2 separate regions of the Homo sapiens genome follow, and region 1 is linked to region 2. Evidence: chromatin loops called from intact Hi-C (ENCODE). Cell type or tissue: B cell. All regions are shown on one strand.

The links. Peaks named below come from ENCODE experiments on the same cell type or tissue, not always from the same donor. Only the 100,000 strongest peaks of a DNase experiment are listed, where the experiment ranks them.
Region 1: it touches region 2 in a loop (22-fold over the local background); 9 of 110 quality-filtered maps call a loop at or near these places.

What each region holds. Positions count from the first base shown.
Region 1 is chr20:12,967,386-12,975,385 of GRCh38, reverse strand. No RefSeq gene overlaps it. Among named protein-coding and RNA genes, the nearest start is that of LINC01722, 19 kb to the right of the region's middle. In B cell, a CTCF peak has its summit at 4,903 (motif pointing left); no DNase peak of the experiment used is centred here.
Region 2 is chr20:13,767,757-13,775,756 of GRCh38, reverse strand. ESF1 (ESF1 nucleolar pre-rRNA processing protein) reads left to right here. Exons shown (of 14, transcript NM_001276380.2): 4 at 487-600; 5 at 3,142-3,242; 6 at 4,274-4,426; 7 at 5,736-5,850. Among named protein-coding and RNA genes, the nearest start is that of ESF1, 13 kb to the left of the region's middle. In B cell, CTCF peaks have their summits at 3,486 and 3,686 (motif pointing right); a DNase peak (open chromatin) is centred at 3,746; H3K27ac peaks cover 339 bases.

The DNA of each region.
Region 1 (8,000 bases), 800 kb after region 2:
TATATTGATGGTTTTAAAGATTTTGTGTCTAGATAGGTCATGTGATCTATGAATTTTATTTCAACATTGTAGGGAACATTAAAATAAGTTTGGTACAAAAAAAGTGGTGAATCTGAATCTGATAGGGAACCCTAGAAGGAGGAAACTGAGGAGGGAACCCTAGAAGCTTCGTATGACCTTAGGTGAAGGCAGGTTGCAAGTGAGAGAGAGCACCAATAATGACTTCAGTAGATACAACATTGGTTTATTCATGTTTTCCTTCAAAAAATACATTATACTGAAAGAACATAACAAAAAAAGAAAACTACAGACTAATATACCTGTTGAGTACAGATGCAAGAATCCTTAACAAAATAATAGCTAACCGACTCCAACAGCATATCCAAAAAGATAATCCACCATGATCAAGTGGGTTTCATACCCGGGATGCAGAGATGTTCAACATACACAGCCAATAAATGTGATATACCACATAAACAGAATTAAAAACTAAAATCACAAGATCATCTCAATAGACACAGCAAAAGCATTTGAGAAAATCCAGCATTGCTCTATGATTAAAACCCTCAGCAAAATCGGCATAGAAGGGGCATACCTTAATGTAATAAAAGCCATCTATGACAGACTCACAGCCAACATAATACTGAATGGGGAAAAGTTGAAAGCATACCCCCTGAGAACTCGGACAAGACAAGGATGCCCACTCTCACCGCTTCAATTCAACATATTACTGGAAGTCCTAGCAAGAGCAATCAGACAAGAGAAAGAAAGGGCATCCAACCAGTAAAGAGGAAATCAAACTGTCACTGTTTGCTGATGATATGATCATATACCTAGAAAACCCTAAAGGCTCCTTCCAAAAGCCCCTAGAACTGATAAATTAATTCAGCAGGCTTCATGATACAAAATTAATGTACATAAATCAGTAGCTCTTCTATACACTGACAGCGACCAAGCTGAGAATCAAATCAATAACTCAACCCCCTTTACAATAGCTGCAGAAAAAAAATACTTAGGAATATACCTAACCAAGGAGGTGAAAGACCTCTACAAGGAAAACTACAACATACTTTTGAAAGAAATTTTAGATAACACAAACAAATGGAAATATATCCCATGGTCATGGATGAATAGAATCAATATTGTGAAAATGACCATATTGCCAGTAGCAATCTATAAATTCAATGCAATTCCCATCAAAATACCACCATCATTCTTCACAGAACTAGGAAAAAAAAATTCTAAAATTCACATGGCACCAAAAAGGAGCCTGCATAGCCAAAGCAAGACTAAGCAAAAAGAACAAATCTGGAGTCATCACATTACCTGACTTCAAACTATACTGTAAGACCATAGTCACCAAAACAGCATGGTACTGGTATAATAGGCACATAGACCAATGAAACATAATAGATAACCCAGAAATAAAGGCAAATACTTACAACCAACTCATCTTTGACAAAGCAAATATAAACATGAAGTAGGGGAAGGACACCCTAGTCAACGAATGGTACTGAGATACTTGACAAGCCACATGTAGAAGAATGAAACTGGATCCTCATCTCTCATGGGATATAAAGATCAACTCAAGATGGATGAAAGACTTAAATCTAAGACCTTAAACCATAAAAATTCTAGAAGATAACATTGGAAACACCCTTCTGGACATTGGCTTATTCAAAGACTTCATGACCAAGAACCCCAAAGCAAATGCAACAAAAACAAAGATAAATAGTTGGACTTAATTGAACTAAAAAACTTCTGCACAACAAAAGAAACAATCAGCAGAGTAAACAGACAACCCACAGAATGTGAGAAGATCTTCCCAATCTATACATCCCACAAAGGACTAATATCCAGAATCTACAAGGGACTCAAACAAATAAGCAAGAATAAAACAAACAATCCCATCAAAAAGTGGGCTAAGGACATGAATAGATAATTCTCAGAAGAAGATATGCAAGTGCCCAACAAACATATGAAAAATGCTCAATATCACTAATGATCAGGGAAATGCAAATCAAAACCACAATGCGATATCACCTTATTCCTGCAAGAATGGCCATAATAAAAAAATCAAAAAATAATAGATGTTGGAGGGAATGTGGTGAAAAAGGAACACTTTTACACTGCTGATGGGAATGTAAACTAGTACAAACACTATGGAAAACAGTGTAAATATTCCTTAAAGAACTAAAAAGCAGAGTTACCATTTGAACCAGCAATCCCACTACAGGGTATCTACACAAAGGAAAATGAGTCATTATATGAAAAAGATATTTGCTCATGCATGTTTATAGCAGCACAATTCCCAATTGCAAAAATGTAAAACCAGCCCAAATGCCCATCAATCAATGATTGGATAAAGAAATTGTGATATGTCTATATCTGTACCTATCTATATACCATGGAATACTACTCAGACATAAAATTGAACAAAATAATGGCATTCACAGCAACCTGGATGAAACTGGAAACCATTATTTTAAGTGCAGTAACTCAGGAATGGAAAACCAAACATCAGATATTCTCAATCATAAGTGGAAGCTAAGCTATGAGGTTGCAAACACGTAAGAATGATACAACAGACTTTGGGGACTTGGGGGACAAGGTGGGAGGGGGTGAGGGATAAAAGACTACACATTGGATACAGTGTACACTGCTCGGGTAATGGATGCACCAAAATCTCAGAAATCACCACTAAAGAAACTTAGTTATGTAACCAAACACTACTTGTCCCCCAAAAACCTATTGAAGTAAAGAAAAAAAACCACAGTGAGATACCATCTCACACTAGGCAAAATGGCTATTATTAAAAAGTCAAAAAATAACAGATGCTGAGGAGGTTGCAGAGAAAAGGAAATGCTTACACACTGTTGGTGGAAGTGTAAATTGGTCCAACCATTGTGGAAAGCAGTGTGGCAATTCCTCAAAGGGCTAAAACCAGAACCACTATTCGGCCAAGCAATCTCATTATTGGGTATATACCCAGAGGAATATAAATTGTTCCATTATAAAGACACATGCATGCATATTTCACTGCAGCAGTATTCACAATAGCCAAGATATTGAATCAACTTAAATACCCTTCAATGATAGACTGGATAAAGAAAATGTGGTATGTATACACCATGGAATATGATGCAGCCATAAAGAGAATGAGACCATGTCTTTCACAGGAACATAGATGGAGCTGGAGGCCATTATCCTTAGCAAACTAACAGGAATAGAAAACCAAATTCTGCATGTTCTCATGTAAAAGAGGGAGCTAAATGATGAGAACACATTGACACAAAGAGGGGAAAAATAGACACTGGGGCCTACCTGAGGGTGAAGGGTTGGAGGAGGGAGAGGAGCAGAAAAATATAACTATTGGGTACTAGGTTTAGTACCTGGGCTAAGAAATAACCTGTACAATAAACCCCCATGACACAAGTTTACCTATATAACAGACATGCACATGTACCCCTGAACCTAAAATAAAATTTTTTTTAAAAAAGAAAAAATAATACATTACACCCATCATAGAAGAGTGAATGGTGGAGGTGATCATTTATTTTGGACTTTTATTACTGGTTCCATTCAAACCTAGAAATGCAGCTCAGTTCTGTCCTGGACATTCACTGTCTTTGTTCCTACTAATAGCTACCTGTATTTCCAATTCTGACTATGTAGTTTTAACCAGGAGGCCAAAGGCACATGGCAGCTCTAAATGATTGAAGCGGATGATTTGAGAGTCTGTCGTAGCCTACTGGAAGAGGGAGTTTATACTTTTTCAAGGAAGTTTTTTGTTTGTATAAATTTCCACAGAGATTATTTAAAACTAGTTATTTAGAAAGTTTTCAGGCCCATTTACCAGATACCACTTTGTATCAAATGCAGAAGTAGTAAAGGGAATTTTTTCAAAAGGAAAGAATGAAAGAAAAAAACAGGACTCTAGAATCAGACAGACTTGTGTTTCTGTCTCACTCATTCATTCTAAGACCCTGAACGAGTTTCTGAATACTTTCTGAGCTCAAATTTTCCTCATTTATCAAGTGAAGGTGATAGCAACTTCACTGTCTTGTGACAATTAGATGAAAAAAAGTAAGTACTCAAAATAGGTTAGAGTTTTCCTCTTTTCTCTAGTACTGCACACTGATCCACAAGTCCAACTTTGTTCTTTCTAATAACTGTTATCAGTGTAAAATGTAAAAGATGTTGAGGAGGACATTCATCATCGCTCCATCTTGATGACAATGAACCAAACCTAAGGACAAAGTGAGTTAAATGCCAACCTTCTAAAAAGGGCTGCAAACCACTGGGTCCAGTCCCTGCCCTGGGCTGGCCACGAGGAGACACATCCTCTGTACTATCCCTAAAGGTCTCTGCAGTCCCCTTCCCAGCATGTGAAAGAATAGAGAGAAGTGGGGGGTTCACAGGAAGAGTGAGTTTCAACCTGATGAAGCAAGAGTTCATGGCAAAGATGCCTTCTCATCTCTAAAGCCACGTGATGGGAATCCCTCATAAGGCTGGGGGTGCCTGGGAAAAGGAAAGGTAGGATCTCATTCCCAAATGGACATCTCCGAAGGCATGCAGGATTACTCACCTGCCCCAGAGCATAACTGAGGAAGGGGAGAAAGGATGGGACAGGAGAGAGAGCAAGGACCAATGGTGGAGATCCGTGTACACCCACACTTGGAATGCAGTTCCCTGGGTGGTGTCACAGAAAGGAGCCAGTTTGGGTTATCCTGTGAAATCTTCACTGAAGATGGCTGAGAACAGGCATGAAGAGCTCCCAGGGCAAGCAGCTGCTGTGGTCTCTGTACCTAATCCTGAGGGGTCGTGAGCTTCTCAGACTTTTTCTTGGTCATAAAAGTGAAAAAATGTAGTTGTTTCAAGGGCCAGGAAAATTCAAAATGACTAAGCTTAGGCTGACATCTTGTGGCTCAGCCTGAAATAGGTGCTTCACTAAGAAATTATTTGTCAAGACTGGCAAAGAGAGGTGGCCTGCGAACAGAGAAAAAGACATCAAAACCCACTTATTATTTTGGACAATATGATGCTATCCTTTAATGTATTTTAAAGGATATCTGTGAGAAACAGAATATTTAACTACAGATTTAAATTTATTTTTGGCTAATACACATGGCCTAGACAATTACTGAAAAAACGACTTATTCTGCTTCCAATCCATTTCCAGCATGAGAGGTCCCCTTTCCTTTGCTGTCCAGTGGTCTACAAGCTGACCCCTCTGTGATGTCAGCAGGTATTCTGAGAACCCTGAGGAGTGCTGGAATGTTCCATGTGCCCATCTGTGCCCTCAACACATCATGCTCCAGACTGAGGCGCCATCTATCTCCTTCTTCAGGTCTGTGACCCCTCCTTTTTTTTTTTTTTTTTTTTTTTGAGATAGATTCCCATCACCCAGGCTGGAGTGTAGTGGTATGATCTTGGCTCACTCTGCCTCCCAGGTTCAAGAAATTCTCCTGCCTCAGCCTCCTGAGTAGCTGGGGTTACAGGCATGCACCACCTCACCAGCTAATTTTTGTATTTTTAGTAGAGACAGGGTTTCACCATGTTGGCCAGGCTGGTCTCGAACTCCTGGCCTCAAGTGATCTGCCCACTTTGGCCTCCCAAAATGCTGGGATTACAGGTGTGAGCCACTGCTCCTGGGCCTTCTGACCCCTTCTTCACACCATAATTATTTGCCAGGTCTGACCCACAGACCCTGGCTGAATGACAGATGAACAAATGCACTCAGACACAGGTATCTAGTGAAAGAGTGGGCTAGGAGACCAGGGCCACCCACAGACCCCAAAGAGGGTACTGTAAAGAGTCAGCAGCTGTGGCCCTGACCAGCTGGCACTGCGGGCATTTATTCAGTGTAGATTTAATGACAAAGGCCTTGAGTCAATACACTTGTGGGTAATTGCGTGGATGATTAAAGGCCCGGTTTCTGGAGATATGAGTAAACAACCTATTCTGATAAACTCCCCTGCATTCCTTTGTACCTACTTCTCGCCCTTTGCCCCAGGGTAAGAACTGCTCATTCTTCCCCGAAGCTTTGCAAAACCCCCATGGCCTTCCAAGAAGGTTTGCGTTTTTCCTACAGTTTCTCCCACCACCCTGACCAATCTCCTACAATTATTCTCTCTGGTCTGTTTTGCCAAAGAATGTGGATAAGAAGATTCCTTTAAGCTCAGTTCCAAAATGGCTATGAATTAGACACTGCTGGTACTTGAAAATAACGTAAGGAATGTAAGTACAATGTGCAAAACAGAAGCTCACAGATACAATCCCAGCTTCTCCTTGTTAAAAGAATTCCTCAGCTGCCATTTATCTCTGATTTCTCTTTGGGCACAGCTGCTAGAACACTGAAAACCTGCTGGTTTTCACATTTGTGTCCCGAAAAGAGTCCAAGTTTTTAATGTTCTCCAGAGTGAAAGAGCCCCAAGTCCTGCCTCTGGTTATTGCCAGAGGAAGGAAAACATCACTTTGCACTTTTTATTAACCTCTGCAAGGATGCACCATCCACAACCATGCCGTACGCATTTTAAGAACATTCTGATGCATTTGAATTTAGAGATTTTTGACAATATTCAGAGTTTCCCAAAGGATAATGGGCTCCTATTTGATTTACATCTCATGATGAAAGTGGTTCACAAAGAAGGTTCTTCTCAAAGCCGCGAGTCTAGCTCAAACTCCTAGTTTCAGTTTTTACTTTCAGACTTACATGAAAGGTATGTTTCAAAATGAAAGATTATTTTTTGATCTCACTGTATCACTATACACTGGTGGCAAATAGTTTAGCCTTTGTCAGCCTCCAAATGAAGACAGCAAAACTTACTTCATTTTGTGAGGATCAAATGAGATCATTTATGTGAAAACATCTTTAAACAATAAAGGATCATATAAACATGAATGTCTGCTGACTTTTTAAAAAAATCTTCTTAACTCAATGCTTCCGAAGCTAGTAAATTAGAGTTCTTTAGTTACAATGCATGGTTCTGCATAAATGCAGGAATATTGGGTGAAATGCTAAAATTACTCTTCATGCAACTTACTACTTTATTTGTGTATGTTGGGATTAATATTTTGAGACATATTGACACATTTTTCTCTTTTCTGTTTTTAACTATATTGCCTTCTCCATAGTCAGCCTGAAGCATCCATTGCCTTGGGAAGATTGGTGAAGTGGAGAGTAGGGGATGGGAGGATGAAGAGACATTAGAATTGCTATAGCAGAAATCCAAAGAGAACAACATGACTTGCAAAATTGTTGTTGTTTAATAAGAACCTTGAGAGTCAGCCTCTATTATGAGAGAAAAGATTTTCTAAGGTTCCTGTAGGCCCCATTGAGCAGACTAAGAGTTGCACCTACAGGCTGAGATCACAGGCTTTCTTCTACAGCAAAGAAGACCCCTCCTGTCTAGGACCACTAAGAGAGGAGTGGTTGGATATGCAGTGGAAGAAAGAAAAGCTCAGTGGGATAGGATAGGCTATAATACAATAAAGATGAGAGCCAAGCCTGAAGATCATCACTTTACATATCCAAAGTCAGAAAAGGAAGGAAGGCAGATATTGGAGGGAGTGAACATGTCAGTTCTTGAAGTTCTTACCCCCAGGAATGTGGCAGGTTAAGTTCATCCAGAGAGGTATAGAGTAGCCCCAGATTACTGGGGCTGCAGCCTGTTTCTTGGGCTTCTGCATAGACTCTAAGGAAGGAAGACTCTGCAGGTGGCCACTTTTAATATGGCGATGGGCAATGGTGCTCCTACAGTGGCCAAAGACTGATGTAATGGTGAGACGCATGGTCAGACATGTGTCTGATATCCCTTTCAAGACCTATTTCGCATTTGGGATCCTGGGAGGAGAAAATGTCACAGTGATAAAGGCATAAGACGAGAGGGCTTGACACTGAATGTCCTCAAGCTATCCTTAGTTCACATATGACATGAATGGGATCCAGATATACCCACATGTTCTTAAAGAGGGGAAATAGAAATAATGGTGAGAAT
Region 2 (8,000 bases):
ATTCTGATTAAAATTTGATATGGAATATAATTATATGAACTAGAAGACGTCCAAGCAGATAAGAAGAGGCTCTACATAAATAATTAAAAGTTGCATGAAATTTTTAATACTTGTTTTAGCTAGTAGTTTGTATTTCTGTTTGTACGGCACCCAAAAGAAATGTTGCAGGGTAACATACTCAACTTCCTTACTCATGCATGCATGGCAAAATAGCTGAACAAACTTGGTGGTTAAAAAATCAGCTCATGATCATGTTCTGATTTAAGAATTAAGAACCAAGTAAGAGAAAGTACTTACCTGTTATGGTTTTACTATTGTTTGGCTCATTTGAAGTTCTCTTTTATATACTGAATTACGCTTAGATAACTCCTGTACTATTAATTTCAGAGCATAGGGGACAGAAGGCATTACATTTTTAGAATCTTTATTTTTCAAGTATTGAGAATGATATGGATTATGTACTATTTAATTCTTCTCATTTCTCAGATTACACGTCGATTAGCAGTTTGTAACATGGACTGGGATAGATTAAAGGCAAAAGATTTGCTGGCTCTGTTCAATTCATTTAAACCCAAAGGAGGTGTAATATTTTCCGTCAAGGTGAGAATTGATTTCATTTTGAAATAAATATTTCTAGGCATTTTAAGTTAAATCTGATTTTTTTTTTTTTTTTTGGCCATAGTTTTCCTTTTTAGGAAAATACTGTGGAAGTTGTCCAATCCAATTGAGTGTGAAACTTATGTAACAGGTATAAATGTTAGAAAGGAAGAGGTGAAATTATTATTATTGATAGGTTATATGATTGTTTACACATTAAAAATCCAAAGAAATAAAAGCTCAGTAAAGGGACAGCATATAAGAAGTGTTTTTAACAATAAATTGCATTCCTTATTGCTAACACTGGCCAATTAAGGAAAAAATCTAATTATACTAGAAACAAAACCACATAAAGTTCTTGGAAATTACCTTAATAAACACAAATGACCTATGTGAAGTAAACTGTAACACTTGATAAATTTGAAAAACTTACATAAATTTTGAGGATACCATATTTCAAGCCAACCTAATAATTAAGAATCCAGGCTTTGCATTATTGCAGACCTGGGTTCAAATCTTGATTCTCGTAAGTGTTATGTGATCCTGGACACTTAATTAATCTCTCAAGTATGTTTACATCTTTCCAATATATCCAAATGGATATAACAATAGTATTGGTGATTGTAAGGATTAAGTATAAAGGAGCTTGAACTAAGTATTTAGTGCAGTGCCTGAAATAGCCCTGCCCTCAATCATTATTAGAGATTGAGTCTCCCTTATCCAAAATGCTTGGGATCAGAAGTGTTTAGAATTTCAGATTTTGAAATAAAATTGCATTATATATACTTACTGGATGAGCATCGCAATTCCAAAATCTGAAATGCGCCAATGAGCGTTTCCTTTGAACCTCACGTTGACAGTCAAAAAGTTTGGAATTTTGGATTTGGGATTTGGGATGCTCAACCTGTATTATTCTGTTTAAATATTTAAAGATGTTATGTCTACTGTTCTAGGGTAATTTTGATCAAAATCCCAGTTCAAGTCAAAGTTAAGAAAAAGGATACCAATAATCATCTAAAAGAATAAACAAATTAAGAGTAGCTAATAAACTATTTTTTTTTTTTTGAGATGGAGTCTCGCTCTGTCGCCCAGGCTGGAGTGCAGTGGCGCAATCTCGGCTCACTGCAAGCTCCGCCTCCCGGGTTCACGCCATTCTCCTGCCTCAGCCTCCTGAGTAGCTGGGACTACAGGCGCCCACCACCACGCCCGGCTAATTTTTTGTATTTTTAGTAGAGACGGGTTTTCACTGTGTTAGCCAGGATGGTCTCGATCTCCTGACCTCATGATCCGCCCGCCTCGGCCTCCCAAAGTGCTGGGATTACAGGTGTGAGCCACCGCGCCTGGCCTAGACTAGCTAATAAACTTTTGAGAAATCATGCTAATATAAAAACTCACCCTGTCGCTTCTCGGCCTTTTGGCTAAGATCAAGTGTAAAAACTCACCCTACAAGTTACAATATCTAAACATTTCATGATGCTATGGGGGTTGACAGGTTTGGGTAAAAATGGGACAAATTGGTAGAACAGAATAGATAGAAAGAGTTCATATGATAACTTAGATCAAAATAGGCTGCTTGAATATTTGGACAAATGAACAGGTCATTGGATAGAGAACTTGGTTCAGATCTTCACCTCCTAATAGCTCCAGCGAAATTCTAGATGAAGCAAAGGAAAAAAAAATTAAAAGTCAAGCCAAAGAAACAATTTAAAAACCCTGTGTTTTAGGCAATAGTGAGAATTTCTAGACTTAGAAAAGAGGAAAAAAAAGAATCAAAAGATGTGACTACATATATATTATAAACTTACATATTAAACCTATTGTGTATATACTATTCAAGTTAGTAAGAAAAACTTGGATCATCTTGTTGATAAATTGCATATTTCAGACAGTTTAAAAAAGCATGTGTTCATTAACAAATGTATATTAAGCCTAGTAGTATCAAAACAATGTCATTAATACAATTATTTCTTGACTCTTAAAGTAGGCAAGATTTTAGAAGATACCACACCTGGTGAGAGTGAATTCTTTTTCTTATATCGAGACTATACCTAATCTGTATAAGGTTGTCGTCAGTTCTGTTCTATTTCTTTAAAAGAAAGCACTGGATAAATGGTATGACAGAGATAAGTTGGTTATTACAAAATTGATCTTCATTATATGTTTATTTTTCTGTATTTCATGTAAACTAATTCAGTCATTTTTCATGTGTGTGTTTTTATTCACATTTCCTTGAGCTTAGCATCTTGTTTTGCTTTTAATTTTTCGTTTGGATCTCGGAACCATCTTGTCCCAGGTGGTATGTGGAGGAGATACTCTTATTTTTGTTTCCAAGCCTCGTATCTTGTTAGTCTCTAGCCAAAGTGATCTATTTTTAAATAAAATTTCTCAAGATGCTCTAGCTTCCTATAGTGGATTTGGAAGTGAGTCACCCTTACTGTTTTCATTGAGTCAAGTTGTGACTTTTAGAGTTCCTGACTTCGACAGGTCTAGATATTTGTGTAAAGGAATGTACAAATTACATTGATCCTATTTTTTTCTGTTTAGATATATCCTTCAGAATTTGGAAAGGAGAGGATGAAGGAAGAGCAAGTTCAAGGACCAGTAGAGCTATTAAGTATTCCTGAAGATGCCCCAGAAAAAGACTGGTATTAAATCACTATAGAACATAAAACTAAACCTCATAAATTCATGTCATTAGTTCAGAATTCTGGTCACCTTAATAGTTAAAACTAAAGTTTATACTTGTGCCATTCGTGGTTAAAACAGGTTGCAAAACAGATTTAAAGTCTGTTAAAAGTGGTACATTATTCCAAGAAGATTTTTGTTCGTGTATATTTCTATTTCTGTATTCATGAAAGTAATTATTGCAGTTTTTGAAAAACATTTCATGATTAAACTGATTTGGAGTTCTTTTGAATTCTTTCAGCCTCGTTGCTCTGAATTAGTACGTTTTGCTTTTTTTTTTGAGACATCATTGAAGCTCTGTTTGCCTTCAAATTATATAATTTTTTCTTATTTGAGAATCAAATAGAAAAGTGAAAGAATGATAAAACTTTTTTTTTTATCATCATGGTGCAATATAGAAAATAATTTAAGATAGTTTTTAAGCCACTAGGTGGAGCTATATTTGCACTTAATAAAAATGAGGGTTAAATAGATTAGTGACAGGAGAGAGCAGATGAAGACCTTCAAAGAAAGAGTTGTATCAGTGCTTTGTGTGGAACCTTAAAAAAAAAAAAAAAAAAAAGAATGTGTTGTAGTTAAGCAAAATCAAACTTATAGACTCTTAAGCAAACATTTTGCAAGATCAGGAATGTCTTTTAGCTAATGGTTTTCTAGCATATTTTATAATAGAATTATCTTTATTGGTTTTACTTGAGAAGGCAGTGTGTAATAGCAAAGTAACTATTCTGTGAGTTAAATTATAGATAAACACACGAATTCCCACACACTCCTTTCCTAGATACCAAATTCCAATCCAAATATCTGTACCTTGTGAGAATAATAAGTTGAGCTTAAGTATTTAATGTTTATAAAGGCAAAGTCATGAAGGAAAGATGGTTTGGTATGAAGGCCAGCTTGTAATATGTTTTTCTTGAAAGAATTACATTTATTTTTTAAAGGGAAATTTTTGTGTTTCTGTATAAGTATGCTTAATAAGTTTTTCCCACTTTAGGACGTCTAGAGAAAAATTGAGAGATTATCAATTCAAACGACTGAAGTACTATTATGCAGTAGTAGACTGTGATTCTCCGGAAACAGCTAGTAAAATTTATGAGGATTGTGATGGCCTGGAATTTGAAAGTAGTTGTTCTTTCATAGATCTAAGGTAATCCAGTGTATGTATTACCAATTTAATCTTTTAGTACAACATGATTATAAGAAGTAAAATATTTGAACTGGTAGTGATCTCTGTTTTATATTCTAAAATGATTTTTTTGCTTTTCGGTTAACTCTATCCCATGGAACATCACTCCTAAGAAAGAAAACAAACAAGACAGTGCTAAAGTATTATGTATGAATCATCCCCACATCTTTGTCCTTTCAGACATATTGGCTCTGTTTTTAAGATGGTGTACCTTACACAATAATATTTCCTTGCAACTGCTTTTAGAGCTAGGAACCAGATGAAGTTAACTTTTAAAAATGCATGGAGGAAGGGGCAGAGGAATTTGAAAACAGATTGTTATCTCTAGATCCATGCTATCCAGTATAGTAGCCACTAGTCATATTTGGTTATTTTAGTTAAAATTTATAAGTCAGTTGCGTAGTCATATTTCAAATAATTGTTCCATTTTGGACAGAGCAGATATAGAACATTGCCCTTGTCACAGAAAGTTCTGTTGGACAACACTGCTCTAAATGTAAATGGCTAAATGTACAATTAGGAAATTGTAAGACTCAACCTTAAGCTTTCCCTTGTTTTCAGTGACACCTCATGTATATGATACTTTGTATTCACAATGCTTACCCATTAATAATTATATTTGATCTTCAAAATACAATATAGCCAGCTGGGCATAGTAGCTCACGCCTATAATCCCAGCACTTTGGGAGGCCTAGGCAGGAAGATCGCTTGAACCCAGGAGTTCAAGACCAGCCTGGGCAACATAGTGAGACCCTGTCTCTACAAAAAATTTTAAAAGTAAAAATTAGCCAGGCATGTTGGCGCACACCTGTAGAGGATCGCTTGAGCCCAGGCCGTTGAGACTTCAGTGAGCCATGATTATGCCATGGACCTCCAACCTGGGTGATGGAGCAAGACCCTCTCTGTAAAAACAACAACAAAATCATGTAGTCAATGACTGCACTATCAGAAGTCTGGATCTTTTTGAAACGTGAGGGACCCACATGTGCTTGCACCTGACTCATTAACTGACTCCTAATGCACGATTTCTATCTATACAGCATTCTTTTAAATTTAGTGGAATTACAGAGTTATAGCTTATGAATTTCAGAAATTTATACAAAGATGAATTCATTCAGAAATATACAAAGGTTATGTCTAACATTGTCTCTTAAACGTGTGTCTTTTAGAAAGTTTGTGTATGTATAAACTACAACTAATTAGATGAGAATCTAAACTGTGGTTATCACTGCAGCGTATTTTAAATAAATTTTTTTTCTTTACTTCTTAGGTTTATACCAGATGATATTACTTTTGATGATGAGCCTAAGGATGTAGCCTCAGAAGTGAATTTAACAGCATATAAACCAAAATATTTCACTTCTGCTGCAATGGGAACATCAACGGTATTTCTTTACTTTAAAAAATATGTAGCTGGACTCTATTGCTTTATGAAGAGATTTTGTATATTACTTATAGCATCTTTAAAAATGGAAAGTATTAATTTTTTTGTTATTATTTTTTCTTGAGACAGAGTCTCGCTCTCTCACCCAGGCTGGAGTGCAGTGGTATGATCTCAGTTCACTGTAACCTCTGCCTCACAGGTTGAAGCGATTCTCGTGCCTCAGCTGCCCAAGTAGCTGGGATTACAGGTGTGTACCACTACACCTGGCTAATTTTTGTATTTTTACTAGGGACAGTGTTTCGCTATGTTGACCAGGCTGGTCTTGAACTCCTGACCTCAAGTGAGGCCGCCTTGGCTTCCCAAAGTGCTGGGATTACAGGTTTCGTGAGCCACTGCTCCCAGCCTCAAAGTATTCAAAATTTTTAATGCATGGGTACAGAGAGAAATGAGACACAAGCGTGTCTGCCTCTACCATATCTGTGAACCTGTTTTCAGATTCTTGTTACGCATTTAAGCCTGTGTCAGTTATCTGCTGATGTTTCTTTTTTCTCTTCTGTCTTTCCTGTACACTCTTCTGTCTCTCCTATACACTCTTCTGTCTTTCCTATACACTCTAATAAATCAGTTATTAATATCCTAAGGAATAAGGGGAAGTGGATAATAAATTACCTCCCCGCACAGTTAAATGAAACTAGGGAAAATTTAAAATAAGAGTATCTCCTATACACTCTAATACATCAGTTATTAATATCCTAGGGAATAAGGGGAAGTGGATAATGAATTACCTCCCAGCACAGTTAAACAAAACTAGTGAAAATTTAAAATAGGAGTACCTTTTTCTGCAGATGATTCAAAACTGTAAAAAGAATTGATATGGAATAATTAAGGTATAATAGATGTCACATTAATGCTTAGTAACAAATAGCCAAAAGGTTTTTGTCTATTGAAATAGTTTATTACTTAGGTGACTACCTTCTCCCTTTTCCTTTCTTTCTTTTTTTTTTTTTTTTGAGACTAGAGTCTTGCTCTGTCGCCCAGGCTGGAGTGCAGTGGCGCGATCTCTGCTCACTGCAACCTCTGCCTTCTGGGTTCAAGTGATTCTTCTGCCACAGCCTCCCCGGTAGCTGGGATTACAGGTGTGTGCCACCACACCCAGCTAATTTTTGTATTTTTAGTAGAGACTGGGTTTCACCATGTTGGCCAGGCTGGTCTTGAACTCCTGAGCTCAGATGATCCGCCCCCCTCTGCCTCCCAAAGTGCTGGTATTATAGGTGTGAGCCACTGCGCCTGGCCCCTTCTCCCTTTTCTTTTTTTTTGCTTTTTTTGGAGACTGAGTCTCACTCTGTCGCCTAGGCTGGAGTACGGTGGTGCAATCCTGGCTCACTGCAACCTCTGCCTCCCAGGTTCAAGTGATTCTCCTGCCTCAGCCTCCTGAGTAGCTGGGATTACAGGGGCACGCCACCATGCCCAGCTAATTTTGTATATTTAGTACAGACGGGGTTTCACCATGTTAGTCAGGCCGATCTCGAACTCCCAACCTCTGGTGATCCACCCGCCTTGGCCTCCCTTCTCCTTTTTCTTTCTCCCAATAACCTTTCTGTCCACAGCTGTACTCTGCAGTAGCCACACTAGCTTCCCTCTGCTTTTCCTGTGTGATAAATCACCGTGCTTCTCTGAGGAGGGACTGGTAGCAGAGAGAGTAGCTGTATCTGCCACCTGCTATGCCGTGGTGGGCACTGTATGGCATTGATTAGTTACTGGGTGTAGTAAAACTCTACCATTACATAGTAAGCAAAGTCTAAAAAATTCAGTCACATGAAATTAAAGTCATGTTATTTTCAGAACCAACATAATGATCAGGGCCAGCCTGTCCAGCCAGCCAGTCTAAAGTTCCTGGGTCCTGGCTGTATCATCAACATCTGTCCTAGTTCCAACAGTGTTTTGGTGGTTATCAGCTCAGGCTTAATTGTCAGAATAGGGATCATTTCTGAATCCTCTGACTAGCTGGAATTTCTGAGACAGGTGGCAGTGATTTTAAGGATCTCTTAAAATGGATGTGGATCTACCCTATGATGAAGATAAAATATCTGGCAGGGCCTTATATGAGAATAGGGGCTATGTACAGGGCAGGAGCCAGTCATCACCACATCA